2 separate regions of the Homo sapiens genome follow, and region 1 is linked to region 2. Evidence: chromatin contacts called from ENCODE Hi-C or POLR2A ChIA-PET data. All regions are on one chromosome and are shown on one strand. Each heading gives the region's core, a stretch centred on a gene start or an enhancer-like site at or near the end of the contact. The rest is flanking DNA. Distances are from core to core; before and after follow the strand shown. Region 1 overlaps BACH2 (BACH transcriptional regulator 2). Region 2 holds the start of CASP8AP2 (caspase 8 associated protein 2).

The links. Hi-C counts contacts between places; a loop is a spot of excess contacts on that map. ChIA-PET counts read pairs that join two places held with the same protein, here RNA polymerase II (POLR2A). Pooled maps may share reads with other maps.
Region 1: a loop to region 2 is called in a pooled map, with 2.4 times the contacts of the local background. The contact joins the enhancer-like site here to the promoter of CASP8AP2 in region 2. A Hi-C loop is called at or near these places in 1 of 168 maps with a recorded cell type or tissue (naive thymus-derived CD4-positive, alpha-beta T cell) and 5 of 50 pooled maps. POLR2A ChIA-PET finds 5 or more read pairs at or near these places in 4 of 52 experiments (B cell, GM12878, OCI-LY7 and 1 more).

Annotation. Positions count from the first base shown.
Region 1 is chr6:90,186,691-90,192,523 of GRCh38, forward strand. All of the region lies in intron 4 of BACH2 (BACH transcriptional regulator 2), which reads right to left. Among named protein-coding and RNA genes, the nearest start is that of BACH2, 110 kb to the right of the region's middle. Within about 2 kb of position 4,246, at least 2 of the 41 ENCODE cell types and tissues checked have a DNase peak (open chromatin) inside an H3K27ac peak, as active enhancers do; they include B cell, where a contact is called at or near this core.
Region 2 is chr6:89,826,539-89,832,420 of GRCh38, forward strand. It overlaps CASP8AP2 (caspase 8 associated protein 2), which reads left to right and starts at 3,342. Exons shown (of 10, transcript NM_012115.4): 1 at 3,342-3,568. RefSeq lists a silencer at 2,692-2,741 and an enhancer at 2,842-3,031.

The sequences.
Region 1 (5,833 bases), core at 2,996-5,495, 360 kb after region 2:
GACAATGGTAGCATTTACCAAGTGCTCTCAGCAGGTGCTGAGTGTTAAGTGCTTCACTTGCATGATGTAACATAATACTCAAAAGAGCTCTGGAAGGTAAGCATTTCTATCAGTATTTTACAGATGATAGGTTTAGGAAAAGGTTAGGGACCTTGACCAAGGTCTCACAACGCCTCTGTGTCAGAGCTGGAATTTGAACCCAGGTCTGATAACTCTCAGAGTGCAAACTCTTAACCACTAAGGACTTGTTCACTTCAGAGGGCTAATTAAGTGTGAAATCAAAAGCAATGAATAATCGCAATTATGCCACTTTTAATTTGAGTCTGTTGCATATACATAATTGGTCTTCCTCTATATTAAGAAGGATGCCCTATAAAAAATTAGAAATTCTGCCAACAAAAACCTCCTGAGGGAAACTAAGAACATCTACTAAATAAATAAATCAAGTGTCTTATTGAGAACACGGCAATACTGAGAGGCTTGGGTGTGGCCACCTGACAGATCTGGAGGAAACCTAGAGGCAAAATGTACCGAATATTCTATTGCACAACAGAATCTATCTGTGGAAAGCACCCCCTAAACGGAAGTATCTGTCAAAGTAAAAATAAATCAGGGTAACAGCATCTAAAAAATATATTGTGAGTGAGATGCATACTTCTCTCATTTACTATGGTACACGAATATACTTAGTTTAATTGTCTTGTTTAAAAAAGAAACAAACAACTTTTCAGCCCAATCTATAAAACTCTGACAAGGACTAACATCACCGTGCAGTCATGAAGCAGGGCGAGCCAGCTGAGGCTTTTGGTAGGGTCTTCTCTGCAATCTGCTTCTACTATGTGATGGGTCACCAGGAGCGCAGGCTCACTGAGGACTCTGCTTTGCATGATGAAGAAATCATCTGGATCTGTTCACAGAGACGGGTCATTCCACTCAAACTCATAAAAGCCAGGCTGACAGATTAACTGAAATGCTTATCAACCAATCTGAGAACCAGAATTTCCCAGAAGAGCAGAGGATTAGGATCAGATTATTCTGTTTTTTAAAAAATTAAAACATTTCCTGAGCACCTACTATGGGTCAGGATCTGTCGTAGGCACTTTTACATTAGTGGTTTCATTTAACTCTCACAACCGATCTTTGGTGTGAGTACTTTTTAAGTACATTTTAGATAGAGGCTGTGGCCTGGAGAGGCAGAGGAACTCTGCTGAGGTCATGCAGTTAGAGGAGCAGCAAAGCTCCCAGAAGAGCACAAGTGCCCCAGTGCTGAGGCTACGGGTCTCACTATGCGGAAAATCACAAAGTTCAGAAGGTGCTGGCAAGGGAGCCCAGTGGTCATAGGTTGCTGTCATCAAGCCTAAAGACTTAAAATGCACTGGTGACATATGGCTGCCAGTTGGGCTGTCATAATCAGGAACATCCCTAAAACTTTCAGGCTCCCCAACTCCTTTTGGTGACTGTCATACAGACCAGCAGCCAGCTGTTTGCTTTTGATATAAATGTGTTCTAATTTCTAAAATGTAAAGTTTAATTATCTACATTTATTTTATTTTATTTTTCCTGATAGAATGTCAGTAGACACACCATGAATTTGTATAGAATGTCAGTAGACACACCATGAATTTGTTTAAGTGTGGGTTAACTTATGGGAATTTTATACATAGCTAACTTCAGTCATTTTTCTGTTGATCTGTGATAGTTTCAGTTTCAAATGATATTTTCTGCCACTGTTCCTTGAAATTCAAATTTTGAGGGTGCTCATTATTTGGTACCCGGGCACTGATTTATTCATATCTATTAAAATACATATATAAAAACAAAAATAAAACACGAAGAAAAAAAGAAAAAAAATACATATACAAGTATACACGGTACAAAATTGTGTGCCATACTGTGTACTCATTCATGACCAAAAGACACTGATCATTTGTAAGCTTATTCTAGTAAACTGAATAAAATAATATAGCTAATATTTTATACTTACTTTTTCTGCTCCTACTGAAAAACTGGACATCTTAATAGTTACTTCATACTACCAATCTAGTAATAAGGTCTGGTGGCCCCAAAATGAAAAAAAAAAAAAAAAAAAGCGAAAGGGGACTGAGTATTTACGTTTTTTAGCATTGGATTAAAAAAAAATAAAAAACAACATCAGTTTCCAAAGGCTAGCTCTGAACATTTTGCCTCCTCTTGACCTTAAATTGTGGGCTCACCCTGGAGAATAAATCTTAATAGTGAATTATACATAGCAACTTTGAAGACAAATAATATTAGTGCAGCCTACCCGTAATTACTCTCTTTTTACAAAGTTTCCTAAGAAAACAGAGCCAAAATGCTTAAAATTTAAACAGAAACAGAGAGAGTAAATGGCTGTGAAACATACACATATAGAAATTTATATTGTATATTTACATTTGGTCTAAAAGCAACTTCTTAAAATTCACCAACAGAAAAAAACAAATACATTTTTTGGAGAGAAGCAACAATGTAGGTAAAGATCACAGATTGTTTAAAAGGCATATCTAAACATCTAAGAGACAGTCTTTGTTTAAATTGAACTAGGATTTCCTGGAGAGTAGTAAAATGTTGTTTCAGTATAGTGAATGTGCAAGTTAACACTTCAAGAGTGGGCTTCCGGCCGGGCGCGGTGGCTCACGCCTGTAATCCCAGCACTTTGGGAGGCCGAGGCGGGTGGATCATGAGGTCAGGAGATCGAGACCATCCTGGCTAACAAGGTGAAACCCCGTATCTACTAAAAATACAAAAAATTAGCCGGGCGCGGTGGCGGGCGCCCGTAGTCCCAGCTACTCGGGAGGCTGAGGCAGGAGAATGGCGTGAACCCGGGAAGCGGAGCTTGCAGTGAGCCGAGATTGCGCCACTGCAGTCCGCAGTCCGGCCTGGGCGACAGAGCGAGACTCCGTCTCAAAAAAAAAAAAAAAAAAAAAAAAAGAGTGGGCTTCCTTTGGCTTCAAACTAAACAGCTGGACAGGGGATGCTACTTAATTCTTTTTCTTCCCTACCAGAAGGAGGAGGTGCTCAAGTATTTTTCTTTATTCTTTCATCTGTTTATCTGCTGAGCAATAGGGATCTTGCTTCAGGTTGGTTAATCTGCTGAGCCATGACACATATGAGAAGGTTCTCTGGCAGGACAGTATGCTCTCCAAACAGAGACTATGGCAGTGAAAGAACCAAAGATATATCATCTCCCCTCTGAAGCCTCTGCTTCTTTGGGGTAGGAATTGGTCTATTAACTCTGAGCATTTTTTTTTTAAAGATGGAGTCTTGCACTGTCACCTGGGCTGGAGTGCAACGGCATGATCTCGGCTCACTGCAACCTCTGTCACAGGGGTTCATGTGGTTCTCTTGCCTCAGCCTCCCGAGTAGCTGGGATTACAGGTGCACACCACCACACTCGTCTAACTTTTTGTATTTTTAGTACAGACAGGGTTTCACTATGTTGGCCAAACTGGTCTTGAACTCCTGACCTTGTGATCCGCCCTCCTGGGCCTCCCAAAGTGGTGGGATTATAGGCGTGAGCCACCGCAAGCAGCCAACTCTGAGCATTTTTAGGCACTAACATTCCAAGCGTCTGAGATTCCAAATAGGAAAGTGCTATTTTAAATGACTCTTTAAGCTACCATTACAGATAACTGTAAGAAATATTCAGGCCTGAAAAAATGTTCATTCATCACCAAAATGTGAATCACTTCTAATTGATTTACTATTTCTGCTCTTCTGCTAATAACAGAATTTTGTCACTATCCACAAACATTCCAGAACACTTATCTTACAGAACAGAAAAGCAGTTGTCTATAGTAAAAACACTCCAAGTTTCCCTTACATGTCACACTGTAGAAAGGAAACAAAACCCATTTATTTTCTCAACTATCTTGCCTGTGATAGTCTGTGTACGATAAAATTTATAGAAAACTAAAATGCTAGAGTCCCTACAGACTTCAAAGATAATCTGGCCCACTGATTTCTTTGTAAGCTGAAGCCCCTTGGCGAATCTGATGGGAGCTATGAACCATTCTCCCTCCAGAAAAATGTATATGCATACCAAATATTGTATTCACTTCCCAGCATTTTAGAGACAACCCCTGAAGCCAACCTAGGCTAAGACCCCAGACCAACGACTCTGATCTAATTCCACTGCTTTGTTTCACATATGGAGACACCAAGTTCCAAACAGGGGATGTGGCTTGGCCATAATTGCTCGGCAGAAACTATGAGAAAGTAAACTGGATGAAACTGAAAATGATGCAGATAGCAACTCTGAACCATCACAAATCAGGCCTATCATTTTGCTAGGAAAGGAGAAAAGGTGAAGTGTTTCAAGAGGAGAGCTTTCTTTCATTTTAGGTTTCTGGTTGAGCTTCTCACTGGTTTTCTTCATCTTGCCTTCGGGCCAGGCCCATCCGTGACTTAAGGCTACCTTTTCTTGTGTTTGCTTCTGTAAATCAGTAAGACCTGCATAACCTGGCCACATTCAGAAAGGAGGGCAAGTGTGAGAGTGTGAAGTAGAAACCAGTTTTAAGGAACTGTAAGAGTTCTAAAGAACTCTAATTTGGTCACATAATGGATATTTAAGAAGTATTCTGAATCAAACACTGCTCACATATTTAAGGAAGTGGCAGTCTACTAAACTGTCACCGAGTAAAAGTCCTAGAGACTTGCTTTAATGATTAGATGGAACAAATTTTCAACTACTGCATTCATCCGCACATTTGCAAATGGCTCATTCTTTTAAGAACTAAAACATTCATTCTGGGATTTTGTATTTGTGTTTAGTTCATTGCAAATTTACTCAATATATTTCGAATTCAATTCAACAAATACGCTTAGGACATTCCAATGTGACGGAATGGAAACGTGCATGGATTTTGGAGTCACTAAGATCCAAATTCAAATATTGGATCTGCTTTATCTAGACACGTGATTATTGGGCTCATTACTTAAGGGTCTCTGCGTTTCCCCATCTGTAAAGTGGGAATAATACCAACTACTGTGCAAATTGGGTTTGAAAATTAGCAATAATATAGTCTATTGTAAAGAGGCTAATGCAGTATCTGGCAAACAGGGATTCCATAAAATGGTAATACTTAAAATAATGATTATTTATCAAATATCTACAAAGGACAAACTTCATCCTAGACCCTTCTCTAAAATCTGAATTCATAATATCAAAATGAATGAGGATTTAATTCATTCTTAAAATGACTCGAATACTTGCTAAGATTTTGACATATTAAAAACTATAACCATTATAAATGAAAAGGCCACTGTTCAAATGACTAGCTTTGCTACAGTACAACTGTCAGTTTTTTGACCAAAAGGAAATTTATAATACCATTGGTGGGTTTTAAGTCTTTAGGTAAAAACTGTGTTTTAAAGTAACAGAACAATAAGACAGCAATATAGTGGTTTCTTAATGACTAAAATCTTACATTACATATTATGGTTCAGTATTAATGTGCTTTCACACTACCTACTGAGTTTTCAGACTGCAACTACTTATCCTTTTCAAATTGCTATCACTCTCTTTTTCATGGGAGATTTCTTACAAATTCCTTGGAGAATCCAAAAATTTACAGTGGAAATTTTTTCTCGATTCCTTTTTTTTTTTTTAAAGAATAAACCTATTCAACAGGTAAATCTAAATAATTTTTAGCAGTTCTAAATGTAGAGAATTCATAACTTCTTATTGTAATTGAAAAGGAACATACAAAGCAATTAGTCACTTACAAAACCCACGTTCAACCTTCAAAATAATGACTAACTTGATAGGAGAGGCAAGACTTCTTTAATTAAATACTAAAGTCTAGCCATTTGA
Region 2 (5,882 bases), core at 2,092-4,591:
TATTCCTCCTTTCCTTTCTTTTTTTTTTTTTTTTTGAGACGGAGTCTCGATTTGTTCCCCAGGCTGGAGTGCAGTGGTGCGATCTCGGCTCACTGCAAGCTCCCCTTCCCGGGTTCACGCCATTCTCCTGCCTCAGCCTCCCTAGTAGCTGGGACTACAGGCACCCGCCACCATGCCCAGCTAATTTTTTGTATTTTTTAGTAGAGACGGGGTTTCACCGTGTTAGCCAGGATGGTCTCGATCTCCTGACCTCGTGATCCGCCCTCCTCGGCCTCCCAAAGTGCTGGGATTACAGGCGTGAGCCACTGCGCACGTCCATATTCCTCCTTTAAGCAATATAGTGACTCAGGCAAGAGATGTTGGGGGCTGTGTGCACTATCCTGGTTTGCCTTCAAAGCATCTTTTCAGAGAGCTGCACTTCCTCACAGAGTGAGGGGCTTTGTGAAATTAGATGGCAAGCAGAAATGAGCAAAATGGCTTCTTACCCTTTTTACTTTGTCTCACAATAATTAGAGCACTATGTTTAAATGTCACTTCAAGGAATTATTTTCTCTATGGTTACATTTCTCTCTTTTTACAGTTTAACTTTTTCAAATAATTTTCCATTTTAGGATTTTTTTCTTTCTGATTTAACTCAGTCTTTGAATATGTGAAACAGTTACATGGTTCAAAAGTGAAAGGTTATAAAAATACAAACTCAAAAAGTAATTAATTAATTTAGTTTTTATTTTTCTCACCCTGTCTTATGGTGCTGAAAACTCAACAGTTTAATTGGGGCCAGGCACAGTGGCTCACATCTGTAATTCCAGTACCTTGGGAGGCCCAGGCATGAGGATTTCTTGAGCCCAGGGGTTCAAGGTTACAGTGAACTACGATTGTGCTACTGCACTCCAGCCTGGGTGACAGAGGCAGACTGTGTATCTAACACCCTCCCACACCCAACTTATTTGGGTGAATTATATAGTATGTAAATTATATCCCAGTAAAGCTCTTATTAAAAAAATTAAAGCCGGCCAGACACAGTGGCTCACGCCTGTAATCCCAGCACTTTGGGAGGCCGAGGCGGGCGGAATACCTGAGGTCAGGAGTTTGAGACCAGCCTGGCCAACACGGTGAAACCCCATCTCTACTAAAAATACAAAAAACATAGCCAGGCCTGGTGGCAGGTGCCTGTAATCCCAGCTACTTGGGAGGCTGAGGCAGGAGAATCACTTGAACCTGGGAGGTGGAGGTTGCAGTGAGCCGAGACCGCCCCATTGCACTCCAGCCTGGGCAACAAGAACAAAACTCCAACTCAAAAAAAAAAAAAAGTTAATTAATTAATTAATTAAAAAAAAGCCATGCATATGTGCAAATAAAAATACATAACTTAGGTGGAGTGGCTCATACCTGTAATACCAGCACTTTGGAAGGCAGAGGTCGGAGGATTGCTTGAGGTCAAGAGTTGGAGACGAGCCTGGGCAACAACATGGCGAGACCCTGTCTATATTAAAAAAAAAAAAAAAAAATGAAAGAAAGAAAGGCGAGTGTGGTGTTGTGTGCCTGTGGTCCCAGCTACCTGGGAGGCTGAGGTAGGAGCATTGCTTGAGCCTAGGAGTTTGAGGATGCAGTAAGCTATGATCACACCATTGCACTCCAGCTAGGACAACAGACTGAGACCTTGTCTCTAAAAAAATAATAAAAATAAAGCCAGGCGCGGTGGCTCACGCCTGTAATCCCAGCACTTTGGAAAGCCGAGGCGGGCAGATCACCTGAGGTCAGGAGTTTGAGACCAGCCTGCCCGACATGGCGAAACCCCATCTCTACTAAAAATGCAAAAAACTAGCCAGGCAGGCCCCTGTAATCCCAGCTATTTGGGAGGCTGAGGCAGGAAAATCGCATGAACCCCGGAGGCGGAGGTTGCAGTGAGCTGAGATCACACCACTGCACTCCAGCCTGGGTGACAAGAGTGAAACTCCGTCTCAAAAAAAAAAAAAAAAGAATAAAAATAAAAATAAATTGGTTGATATGGCAGTTAAGACTAAATGGGGTCAGGTGCAGTGACTCACACCTGTAATCCCAGCACTTTGGGAGACTGAGGTGGGAGGATTGTTTGAGCCCAGAAGTTCGTGACCAGCCTGGGCAACATAGCAAGACCCCATCTCTACAAAAATTTTAAAAAATTAGCCAGGGGTGGCCGGGCGTGGGTGGCTCACGCCTTTAATCCCAGCACTTTGGGAGGCCAAGCTGGGCAGATCACCTGAGGACAGGAGTTCAAGACCAGCCTGGTCAACATGGCGAAACCCTGTCTCTACTAAAAATACAAAAATTAGGTTGGCGTGGTAACACATGCCTGCAATCCCAGCTACTCGGGAGACTGAGGCAGGAGAATCACTTGAACCCCGGAGGCGGAGGTTGTAGTGGGTCGAGATCGCGCCATTGCACTCCAGCCTGGGCAACAAGAGTGAAACTCCATCTCAGAAACAAAACGAAACAAAACAGCCAGGGGTGGTGGTCGCTCGCGTCTATGGTCCCAGCTACTCTGGAGGCAGAGGTGGGAGGATCTCTCGAGCCTTGGAGGTGGAGGTTGCAGGGAGCCGAAATCGCTCCACTGCGCTCCAGCCTGAGCGACAAAGCGATACCCTGTCTGAAAGCAAAAAGAAAAAAAAAAGCTAAGTGGACAAACGAGGAAATGGGTAGGGATGAATATAGGCAGACTATAAGTAGCCGAGGAAGGTGGCCTTATTTTCGCACCTATCAATGCTCAGGCTGAGCTCCTGAGGCTAGACCTACCGGCACCCCCCATTCCTACAGGTTCTATAAGGCAAGTCAGGTATTCCACCCTGTAAAAAGCTCTTCTCTCTCCTGCCCCGCTAGACTAGTATCCCCTCCTTAAGGCTCCCAACATCCGAAGCTAAGTTGTTTGTCTGCCTATCATCCAGGAACGCGTCTGAGGGCAGGGAACAAATTTATTCATCGTAATCGAGCCCAGCACTTTGTCTCGCACGCAGCTGACAGCAGAATTTTAAGATAAAGTATTAAATAAATGACAGACCTCTCAAGGCTTCCTGTCTTTCACTAAAAAGCTTCTCTCAGGCCACGCCCCTACCTCCACTCAGGTCAGCCCCTTCCTATTGAAGCCCCGCCCCATCGCCTTCCCCGCCACCTTACACCCCGCCCCTCTCTCTTAAAGCCCTAGGAAGATTACTGGAGTTTGGCGCCAACCGTGTTTTTTTTTTTCCCTTCCAAAGGCGGGAACTAGTTGTGGGCGCTGCGACGTGCTTTGCGTCTGATATGATTGGCCGTAGGCACTCAGTCCCGCCTCCATACCCTGATAGCGCTCTGGTATTGGTGGAGATGCCAGGGAGACCTCGGTGGGCAGAAAGGAACCGGGTTGTCTTGGGCCGGGCAGGGCGGGTAAGTTGTCGTAGGGGCCCGGTCCGTGAGGGACTGCTAAGGAAGAGGCTGCATGGCGCGGTAGTCCCCCGAGTGGAGGTCGGCTGCCCCTGGGAAACCAGAGAGTCGGAGGGAGTCCATCTGGAGCGGCCAAGTAGGTCGGGGAAGGGCCGCGCCTGACGTCTGGCCGCAGGTAGCCACGTTCCCTCCGCCCCCGGTGCAGCTTCAGGGCTTGCACCCTGCGTCCCTCTGTGGTCCTTCGAGAGGGTCTGGGCGGGGACTATGGGTGGGCGCGCCCAGGAATTGTCCCTTCGGCCTCTCGTCCTGCCCCTCCCCCCCACCATCCAGTCTCTCCTTGGAATATACTCTTAAAATCTTTCGGATGGAGTTCTTTGGAGAAATGGGTTTCCTGGAGTGTCAGGTGATCATTGATGTTGATTGTTTCTGAAATGTTTATTTAGGCATCAAACCAACATGCCTAAATAAGTTTTTCATTTCTACAGCGCCTAGATTCATTCCTAGCACATAGTAGGCCCTAACTCAGATGTGAATGTAGGATTCGTAGGAGCTGAGCATTTGTGCTTCAGGCATCAAGTTGTCTTTGACTCTTCGACTCTTCCTTGGTCTTTTTCCATTCTCCACACCTCCAGCAGCAAACCTTTCGCCTCTCCTCAAGGCCTTTCCCCCCCATCTCCCTCAGCGCCTCTTTGACTGGAGGGGGACAGAGGCTTTCATGGCAGGGATTCTCCCATCTCCCTTCCTATCCCCGCTATGCCCTCCAATTATCTTTTCCTGGCGTTCCGTTTTACAAGAGATGGCCTTCTTTCCAAAAACATTTATATTGTATTGAATATTCTTGATTTTGGCCATCTTGCTTTACAGACAGACCTGGGGTCTAATTTCAGCTCTGCCACTTACCAGGTGGTTGCCTTGTGCAAATTTCTTGATCGTCTGTGTTTTCCTCATCTGTAAAATGGGGAAAAGAATAATATGGACCTCATAGAACTCTGGGGAGGATTTAAACTAAGTGAATAATGTATTTAGATCATTTAGGTTAGTGCCTGGAACATAGTAAATGTGCCGTATATGATAGCTTTTGTTAGTATTTGCCCCTTACCTCTTCTTCTGGGGTCTTGCTGTATTAGCCTTTCCCATGAGTGTAAAAATACACTGTCTTCTCTGGCTTTTTCCTGTTTTTCTCTACAAATGCTTGTGTTTTTCTCTAAATTTTATTTTTTGTCTTTTAGCGTCTACATTAAGGACACATTCTCAGTTTCGTAATGATTTTTCTTTTTCTTTTTTCCTTTTTTTTTGAGACTATAGCCCAGGCTGGAGTGCAATGGCAAGATCTCGGCTTACTACAGGTTTGACCTCCTGTGCTCAAGCAATCCTCCCACCTCAGCCTTCCAAGTAGCTGGAACTACAGGTGTGCACCAGCATGCCTGGCTAATTTTTGTATTTTGTAGAGACTGGGTTTTGCCATGTTTCCCAGGCTGGTCTCGAACTCCTAGGCTCAAGTGATCAGACTGCCCTCAGCCTCCCAAAGTACTGGGATTACAAGTGTGAGCCACCCCGCCCAGCCACATTCTCTCAATTTTAAAAAGAAAACTTCCTTCAGACTGCCTATAACGAAAGGCTATGTGATCCTTCTCCTGTCTACTTTGCTTTCACATCTGAATCCATTGGAATTGTCCCAGAAAAGATTATGCATGAGTAAATCTGCTTACAAACTTTTTTTTTTTTTTTTTGAGACGGAGTCTCGCTCTGTCACCCAGGCTGGAGTGCAGTGGCACGATCTCGGCTCACTGCAAGCTCCGCCTCCCGGGTTCATGTCATCCTCTTGCCACAGCCTCCCGAGTAGCTGGGACTACAGGCGCCTGCCACCACGCCTGGCTAATTTTTTGTATTTTTAGTAGAGACGGGTTTCACCCTGTTAGCTAGGATGGTCTAGATCTCCTGACCTTGTGATCCGCCCGCCTCAGCCTCCCAGAGTACTGAGATTACAGGCTTGAGCCACCACGCCCGGCCAAACATTTTTTTTTTAGACAGAGTCTTACTCTGTCACCCAGGCTGGAGTTGCAGTGGCACGATCTCAGATCACTGCAGCCTCCACCTCCCAGGTTCAAGCGATTCTCCTGCCTCGGCCTCCCCAGTAGCTGGGATTACAAGTGTGTGCCACCATGTCAGGCTAATTTTTGTATTTTTAGTATAGATGAGGTTTCACCATGTTGGCCAGGCTGGTTTTGAACTCCTGACTTCAGGTGATCCGCCTGCCTCGGCCTCCCAATACAAACTCTTTTTCAGCATGATAGTTCTCAACTTGGAAAATTTTGCCTCTACACTTTCACAGGTGCATCACTTCTGTCGGTAGCAACTCTCATATATCGAGATCCTCAAATGGGAGAAGGTGAGGAAAAGTGAAAAAGACCCATTTTCCAAGAGATTCTGATACATTTTTCTTCCTCCTCTCCTTCCTCTCCTTCCAGGAGAATCACTGGCCTATATGA